Linked DNA regions of Homo sapiens: region 1 is linked to region 2. A link is a loop called in an ENCODE intact Hi-C map of the cell type or tissue named here. Cell type or tissue: adrenal gland. All regions are shown on one strand. Links, peaks and the distances in the headings refer to the core of each region. The heading gives the core; the rest is flanking DNA.

What was found. Peaks named below come from ENCODE experiments on the same cell type or tissue, not always from the same donor. Only the 100,000 strongest peaks of a DNase experiment are listed, where the experiment ranks them.
Region 1: it touches region 2 in a loop (2.1-fold over the local background); 20 of 110 quality-filtered maps call a loop at or near these places.

Annotation. Positions count from the first base shown.
Region 1 is chr6:7,093,339-7,097,735 of GRCh38, forward strand. No RefSeq gene overlaps it. Among named protein-coding and RNA genes, the nearest start is that of RREB1, 12 kb to the right of the region's middle. In adrenal gland, for the core only: no CTCF peak of the experiment used is centred there; no DNase peak of the experiment used is centred there.
Region 2 is chr6:6,735,342-6,739,738 of GRCh38, forward strand. The region is part of intron 2 of LOC101928004 (a long non-coding RNA gene); the gene reads right to left. Among named protein-coding and RNA genes, the nearest start is that of LY86-AS1, 110 kb to the left of the region's middle. In adrenal gland, for the core only: no CTCF peak of the experiment used is centred there; a DNase peak (open chromatin) is centred at 1,920; H3K4me3 peaks cover 1,192 bases; H3K27ac peaks cover 1,577 bases.

The DNA of each region.
Region 1 (4,397 bases), core at 91-4,090, 360 kb after region 2:
GGGATCAATAAAGTGAAGCTTTTCTTATACTGAGGCTCTTAATTAATTCTGTCTGTAAATATGTTTTTTCCTAGTTTGTAATTTCCATTTTAATTTAACCTGTAGTAGTATGTCTAGAATTATGTAAATGAAAATACATATCTTTTCTTTTGTGGTTTATTTCTTTTTCCTCAAAAACGCTTCCACACCCTCAAAGATCAGATAGATATTTACCTACTTTTGTTCTGGTTCCTTTTTTTTTTTTTTTTTTTTTTTTTTTTAGAAGGAGTCTTACTCTGCCTGCCACCCAGGCTGGAGTGCAGTGGTGTGATCTTGGCTCACTGCAACCTTTGCCTCCTGGATTCAAGTGATTCTCCTGCCTCAGCCTCCCGAGTAGCTGGGATTACAGGCACCCGCCACCACGCCCAGCTAATTTTTGTATTTTTAGTAGAGACGGGGTTTCATCATGTTGGCCAGGCTGGTCTGGAACTCCTGACCTCAGGTGATTCGCCTGCCTCAGCCTCCCAAAGTGCTGGGATTACATGCGTGAGCCACGGTGCCCGGCCTGTTCTGGTTCTTTAATCATTTCATATTTTACATTTAGCTCTTTAATCCACTTGGAGTAACTGTTTTGTTTTTGTGAGAGGGTCTGGCTCTGTCACCCAGACTGGAATGCAGTGGCACAATCTCAGCTCACTGCAGCCTCCATCTCCTGGCTTAAGACATTCTCCCACCTCAGCCTCCTGAGTAGCTGGGACTACAGGTGTGCACCACCATACTTGGCTAATTCTGTGTTGTTGTTGTTGCTGTTGTTGTTGTTGTTGTTGTTGTTGAGATGGAGTCTCACTGTGACATCCAGGCTGGACTGGAGTGCAATGGCCTGATTCTGACTCGCTGAAACCTCTGCCTCCCAGGTTCAAGTGATTCTCCTGCCTCAGCCTCCCAAGTAGCTGGGACTACAGGCATGCACCACCATGCCTGGCTAATTTTTGTATTTTTAGTACAGACATGGTTTCACCATATTGGCCAGGCTGGTCTCGAACTCTTGACCTCAAATGATCCACCCGCCTCTGCCTCCCAAAGTGCTAGGATTGTATCTCTGATAGAGATGGGGTTTTGCCACGTTGCCCAGGCTGGTCTTGAACCCATGAGCTCAAGTAGTCCTCCCGCCTCAGCTTCCCAAAGTGCTGGGATTACAGGAGTGAGCCACCGTGCCTGGCCTGGAGTAAGTTTTTTTGTTTTTTCTTTTATTCTTTTTGAAATGAAGTTTTGCTCTTGTTGCCCAGGCTGGAGTGTAGTGGCATGATCGCAGCTCACTGCAACCTCTGCCTCTCAGGTTCAAGCGATTCTCCTGTCTCAGCCTCCCGAGTAGCTGGGATTACAGGTGCCTGCCACCACGCCTGGCTAATTTTTGGTATTTTTAGTAGAGACAGGGTTTCACTATGTTGGCCAGGCTTGTCTGGAACTCCTGACCTCATGATCTGCCTGTCTCGGCCTCCCAAAGTACTGGGATTACAGGCATGAGCCACTGCACCCAGCCATAAGTTTTAATCTTTAGTGCAAAGTGGGTATTTGGTGTGAATTTTTTTCCTCTAAAATTGTTCCACATATATTGACTAATTTTATTCTTTCCCCCACTGATATGAAGTGCATTTTACCATACACCAAACGCTTCTAGGTTTTCTGTTTGATCCCATTGCTCCATCTGTTGTTGCACCAGCACTGTACCCTAGTATATGGTATGTGTACAATATGTACATTCTAGACTTATCACAGGATTAATATCTGGAAGCATTCATCCCCTCTCCCCTCAACACCATCTATTGTTCTCAGAATTTACGGACTTGGATTACAGCCTGATCAGGATTTAAATTTTTCTGTCATTCCATACAGTGCACAGAAAGAACCTGGGCTGTAGACTCAGAGGACTTGGATTCCAATCCTGGCTCCACCACTTAGCAGCTGTTTAAATTGTGCATGTTATTCTCTGTAAACCTCGGGTTCTTTATTGAAATAATCCTGTGAAAATCAGCACTTAACCCAAGTTCCTCTGAAATAATGGGACCAAATCGACAAACCATGGAGTCACATCACTCAGGTTTACATATTTCTGCAAAATAAGCCATTGTTGGCCGGGCGCAGTGGCTCATGCCTGTAATCCCAGCACTTTAGGAGGCCAAGGTGGGTGGCTCCTTGAGCTCACCTTGAGCTCAGGAGTTTAAGACCAGCCTGGGCAACATAGTGAAACCCTGTCTCTACCAAAAATACAAAAAATTAACCTGTTGTGGTGGCACGTACCTGTAGTCCCAACTACTTGGGAGGCTGAGGCAGGAGAATTGCTTGAACCCAGGAGGCGGATGTTGCAGTGAGCTGAGATCATGCCACTGCACTCCAGCCTGGGCAATAGAGTAAGACTTGGTCTCAAAAAAAAAAAAAAAAAAAAGGCAATTTGATGTAACCTTAACACTTTTATTGGTTTAAAGTACATGTATTTGATTGCAAAATATGACTATTAAGCAGCTCATTTTCTTTTTCTTCCTTTTTTTTTTCTTTTGTATAAATGTAGGGGGTACATACAAGTGCAGTTTTGATATAGGGAAATATTGCATAGTGGTGAACTCTGGGCTTTTAGTGTAACCATTGCCCAAATAGTGTACATTGTATCCATTAAGGAATTTCTCATTCCTCACTCCCCTCCCACCCTTCTGGGTCTCCAGTATCTATTATTCCACACTTTACGTTTGTGTATACACATTATTTAGCTTCTGCTTATAAGTGAGAACAAAACATCTAATTTAAAAATATATAATATGAAGGGCTGGTGCAGTGGTTCATGCCTGTAATCCAAGCACTTTGGGAGGCCAAGGTGGGAGGATCACTTGAGGCTAGGAGTTTGAGATCAGCCTGGGCAATATAGCGAGACCCCTTCTCTATAAAAAATTTAAAAATTAGCCAGATGTAGTGGTGCATGCCTGTATTCCTAGCTACTTGGGAGACTGAGGCAGGAGGATTGCTTGAGTCCAGGCATTTGAGGCTGTAGCTGGCTATGATCAGGCTACTGCACTACAGCCTGTGTGACAGAGTGGAACCCCATCTCTGAAAAAAATATATATGCACAAACATATTTTGCATATATATGTACATATATTAGATATATACATATGTATACACATTATATGTGTGCATGTTGCATACATGTATCTTTCACATGCATACATATTTTATATATGTATTATAATACACTATAATACATCTACATGTATATACAAGGTGTATGTATTTGTATGCTTATGTACGTAGTATATATACAATTATGTACATAGTATATATACATATTATATATATACACTAAAAAAGTATATATACATATTATATATATACACTAAAAAAGTGTATATACGATACTTTTTTTTTGTTTTTTGTTTTTGAGATGGGGTCTCGCTCTGTCACCAGGCTGGAGTGCAGTGGTGATCTCTGCTCGCTGCAACTTCTGCCTTCTGGCTCAAGTGATTCTCCTGCCTCAGCCTCCCAAGTAGCTGGGACTACAGGCATGTGCCACCGCACCCAGCTAATTTTTGTATTTTTAGTAGAGACAGGGTTTCACCATGTTGGCCAGGATGGTCTCGATCTCTTGACCTCCTGATCTGCCCGCCTCGGCCTCCCCAAAGTACTAGGATTACAGGCATGAGCTGCCATGCCCAGCCTTACAATACTTTGTATACTATATACACTATAAAAAAAGTATATATACAATACTATGTATACTATATCTGCATCCTGCCTGGCCAAACAGCTGAGATTTTATTTCTTCACAGTTCTGGGGGCTGGAAGTCCAAAATCAAGGTGTGGACAGGGTTGTCCATCTCCTGAGGCCTCTCTTTTTGGCTTGCAGATGGTTGTCTTCTGTGCCCTTATGTGGTCGTCCCTTTTTTATTTATTGATTTATTTATTTTTTTGAGATGGAGTCTCACACTGTCACCTGGGCTAGAGTGCAGTGGCACGATCTCAGCTCGCTGCAACCTCCGCTTCCCGGGTTCAAGCGATTCTCCTGCCTCAGCCTCCCGATTAGCTGGGATTACAGGCACACACTGCCACACCCAGCTAATTTTTTGTATTTTTAGTAGAGACAGGGTTTCACCGTGTTAGCCAGGATGGTCTCGATCTCCTGACCTCGTGATCTGCTCCTCGTGGCCTCCCAAATCACGCCTGGGATTACAGGCATGAGCCACCGCGCCTGGCCGTCCCTTATTTTTGTATCTGTGTCCTCATCTCCTCTGATAAGGAGACCACATTGAATCAGGGCCCACCCTAAAGACTTCATTTTACCTTAATCCCCTCTTTAAAAGCCCTTTCTTGGCCAGGCGCAGTGGCTCACACCTGTAATCCTAGCACTTTGGGAGGCCCAAGTGGGTGGATCA
Region 2 (4,397 bases), core at 280-4,279:
ATGGCACAAGTGTGCATCCGTTTCCAGCCTTATTTGGGGGAGGGGAAAGTTGTTTGAGTCATTTTATATGAAGAATCCACTGAATGGAACATTTGTTACTATTTAATTAGAACAGACGACGCAGCTATGTAAAATGGAAACTGCATTTAACATGTTAAGCATACACAGAATGACCCACTGCAACCTGCCTTCTTAATGGGCATCACCAAGTGACGTCCCCACCAGTCCCCACCGTGAACAGGGATGCCCTGATCATCAGCTGGTTAGACATACACCTAGAAGCATTTTGTAAAGTCAGCTATCAGAATTTAGTCATTAGAATGTACTAAAAACTAATCACGTACTTCAAGCAACATGGATAAAATAAAGTAAATCAACGATGTTTAGTGACAATAAGGCTAGACCCACCATAAAAATGTCAACAGATGGGGAGAATGTTAAGAGCAGAAAACTTGAGACAGATGATGCAAAAAGGCAGAAATGGGGAACTTGGGAGGAATTCTGCTTGTCTAGAGTCAGGATAAGAAGCTTTTGTACCATGTATGGTAGCAGTGGTGTCACTTTTTGGTCCAGCTGGAAAAATAAAAACAGATGCTAGACAGAGGGGGAACAGCAATGCGTGAGATTGCATCCATGACCTAAAGCCCGCCTGGTGTTATTGGGGTGGCCAGGGAGAGGCAAAAGGTGACAACAATGATAGTGTCAACAGCACAGAGTAACTGTGGCCCAAACACCTTTTTGATTGCCATCTATAAGGTGACTCCCCAGTTTCTCTTAGCCCTGAGCTTTCATATCTGCAGACCCATATATCCAAGTGTCTGTTTAAAACATCGGCATGGATAAGTGTTTTCAACCCAACATGTCCCAAACTAAACTCTCAATCTCATCAACAAACTTGCTCCTCCTCCAGGCTTCTGTCTCAGTGACATCCCTATCCCCTCCACCGCACATGCCAGAATCCCTGGAAGTAGCCCTAATTTTTCCCACTGTCTGTTCACCCCACCTCTGAGCCACCATTTTCACACTTCCTCTTCGTCCACGTCACCATCACTTGCATGGACTTCTATACTCCTACGTTGCCTTTTTGCTTCCATTCTCATCTCCACCCCTATAATCTGTTCTCTCCACGGCAGATAGAATAACCATTTTAAAACTTAAATCCAAAATCTTTCTGTGGCACTCAGGATAAATCCCAGCCTCTATGGGCTCACAGGGTCTGGCCTCTGCCGGCTTCTCATTTCTCCTGCAAATACTTCAACCTGCAATGAAAACTTTGCCTATGTGAGTTCCATTCCCAAGTTCTCTTGCATCTGCCAATTCACTCCAAAGAGAAATCAAGCTCCCTTTCAGGCTAAGATGCAAAATAGAGTTTGGCGTATCTCCTAAGGCCAAACTCCGAGCCAATCTTTTAAAATCTCTTGCCCATGTAAAAATTCTTGAAAAGCAATCTCGATTCCCGGCCAGACTCCCTGCCCACGTGTTCCCCACCCGCGTCCCCACAGCTCCGTCCGCCTGCTCTGGTCAACACCACAGCTGGGCCCTGCCCCTTCGGAAGCTGATGCTCCAGCGAGGGCAGTGGATTTATGGTGCAAGGTTACTTGGCGCGTAAATCTGGGCCTCAGGAATCAAGGGCTGTGACATTTTTACAGCCTCCTCCTCCAAGCCCCTGCACGGACATGAGGCAACTGGAGGGAAGAACATCTGGTTTCATTTTTTTTATTCACGGCCACAGCTCCCATCTGACAATATTCTGGATCTCGCCAGAGTTCTGGTCCCGGCTGAATGAGAGGCGAGGCCGTGCTCTGCAAGAGATCTCGTTTTTCTGCCTCACCATGGTGTAAGGAAGCCACCAGGAATTAAAAATGGCACCACCATCACACTGAAAGCATTTGCTCGAGTCCTGGGCTGGGCGGCCACCTGCCAACTTGCTGGAAGTTAAGAAAGGGCATTTCTGAGGGAGGCAGGAGGCGGCTCCGGGCCTCTGTTGCAACAGGGGCTGATGCCGGGGGCTTGCACAGTGCATGCTGGGACTTGTAGTCTCCGCGGGCAAGATGGCCGCTGGGTCCTCAGGGCAGGACACAGGGGCTCCTCATCACCCGTTCCTGTGATCTCAGACACAGCCTGCCACAGCAATGACTGCCATGGCCATAGGTCACCTTGGGAGAGTGCATGCAGAAACACATATCAACCGCTCGACTCTACGCCCAAAGATAAGCCGCTGATTAGGTGCGCCTTTCTGGACATGACTTGTCTCAGTTTCCACATGGCCCAGAGCCCCGCCTCATGACAAGCGGCTTCCTTTTCATCTGATTGAGAACTCCAGACTGGAGCAACTTCAGAAAAACGTGCCCCTCTCTGCTGTCCAACCAGCAGGGATGATTAGAACAATCAGAAAGAGGTCCCTCGGAGGAATGTTCCCCTGCAGTGAACGGAGCACCAGATCCCCTGTCCCTAATCACTGTGTGTGGCTCTGATCAGACCCAGTGAGGGAAACGGTAACTCATCATCTGTTTCCTCAACTACGCATTCGCCTGAATGTCCCAGTAAAGAAAGAAAGCAAAGCAAAGTCCAAGCAGGGCATGGTGCCATGACCCTGTGAGAAGGCACCCTGATCTGCCCTGGGGGCTCCAGTCCACTTTCTTGCCAGGACTTTGAATGCAGACTCTAAGTCACCCCAGCTCAACATCCTTCAGCAGTCCTCACAGCCTAGTAGATAAACTCCTTTCTACACATTTGCTTTTATGGCTCTATCTCATTACTTTCTCATTCTCGTCCTCAATCCTAGTCAAGAGGGTATTTGCCAATGCTTATAGTGACCTTTTACTGAGCACTTACTAAATGCTATGAGCTTTGCTAAGCATTTACACCCATTATCCCATTTAATCCTATATTAATCCATAAGGTAGTTGCCGTTATGCCCATTTTTCAGATGATGAAACTGAGGCACAGAAGTTAAAGTCTTCACACTATCTACCACCATCAAACCTGCAATCAAGCAGATAGTTCTTTGAGGCAACCATGTAGTCAGTCACCACAGGACATGCATAATCACCTACCTCCAAAGGCCCCCAACATTTGCCTGGAAACATTTCTAAGTGCCCTCTCCCACACTCTGCTCCCACCCTTTAATCCTGTGGCCACTCTCCACAACTCCCTTTGCCTAAGTGATCTCATCTATATTCATAGCTTTCACACTTACGACCTCCAGATTAATCCCAGATTCGTATGTACAACTGCCTATTTGAAATGTCTACTTCACTGTACCAAGGCATCTCACATGTAGCATGTCCTGACCATACCCTTCCTCCTATAGATTGCAACTCTTCTAGATTCCTCCCAGCTAAGACTAATTACAAGCAGTGTCCGAAGCCTATCAATTCCAGCACCCTAATGGCTTTTAAATCTGTGCCCTGTTCTCACTGCTTTAGGGTTAGATTACAACCCCTTTTCCTTTTCACCTGATTCATAAAATAACCTCTTATTTTGGAACCTCCACAAACATCTTAAATTGCATCTGCAAGTTCTCTAGCACACCTTCTTTCAAAGGGTGGAGTCTAATTCCCTTACCTTGAGCGTGAGCTAGACATAACAGCTCTCCTCTACCAAATAGAAGATGACAATACGTCATTTCTGAGGTCAGATCACAAAACACATTGCCACTTTCACCACTTTCTCAGATCATTCTTACCTTATTCTGGGGTGAGCCAGCTGCCATGTCATGAGACTACTCAAGCAGCCTATGGCAGGGTTGATGTGGAAGGAACTGGATGTATCTACAAACAGCAATCACCAACTTGGCAGCTATGAGAGTGAGCCACTTGGAAATGGTCTGCTTGCTCCAGCCATGCCTTCCAGTGCCTGTGACCCCAGCCTGCACCTTCATGGCAACCTCCTGGGAGACCCTTAACCAAAACCTCTCAGCTAAGCAGCTCCAGAAATCCTGATCTCCACCCTGCCACACACACAACCAAATGTGCTGTTGTTTGAAGGCATTATGTTTTGAAGTAATTTAGTGTGCATGATAAGTTAAACCCTTATCCCGTTCCCCACTTATCACAGCCAAAGCTGTATTTTTAAAATGCAAGTGTGATTATGTCATTCCCCTACTTAAAATTCTTTTATGACTCTCCATCACCTACAGGCTAACTGTGAAACTCATTAAGACAGCATCCAAGTTCTTCAGCATCTGGCCTCTTTGGCTTCAACTCTCAAGAGCTCACTGAAGGACTCTTCTCTGGCAGGCCATGATTTGTTTTATATCCGATACCCCTTCTCTCAGATACTGCTTGAAGTGTTAGATCACACTAAGAGTTATAGGTAATTTTTATCAGTACACGCATGAACATCTACGAGGGCACTGCCCACTCCTGTCCTAAGCAATAGAACAGTACTGAGCT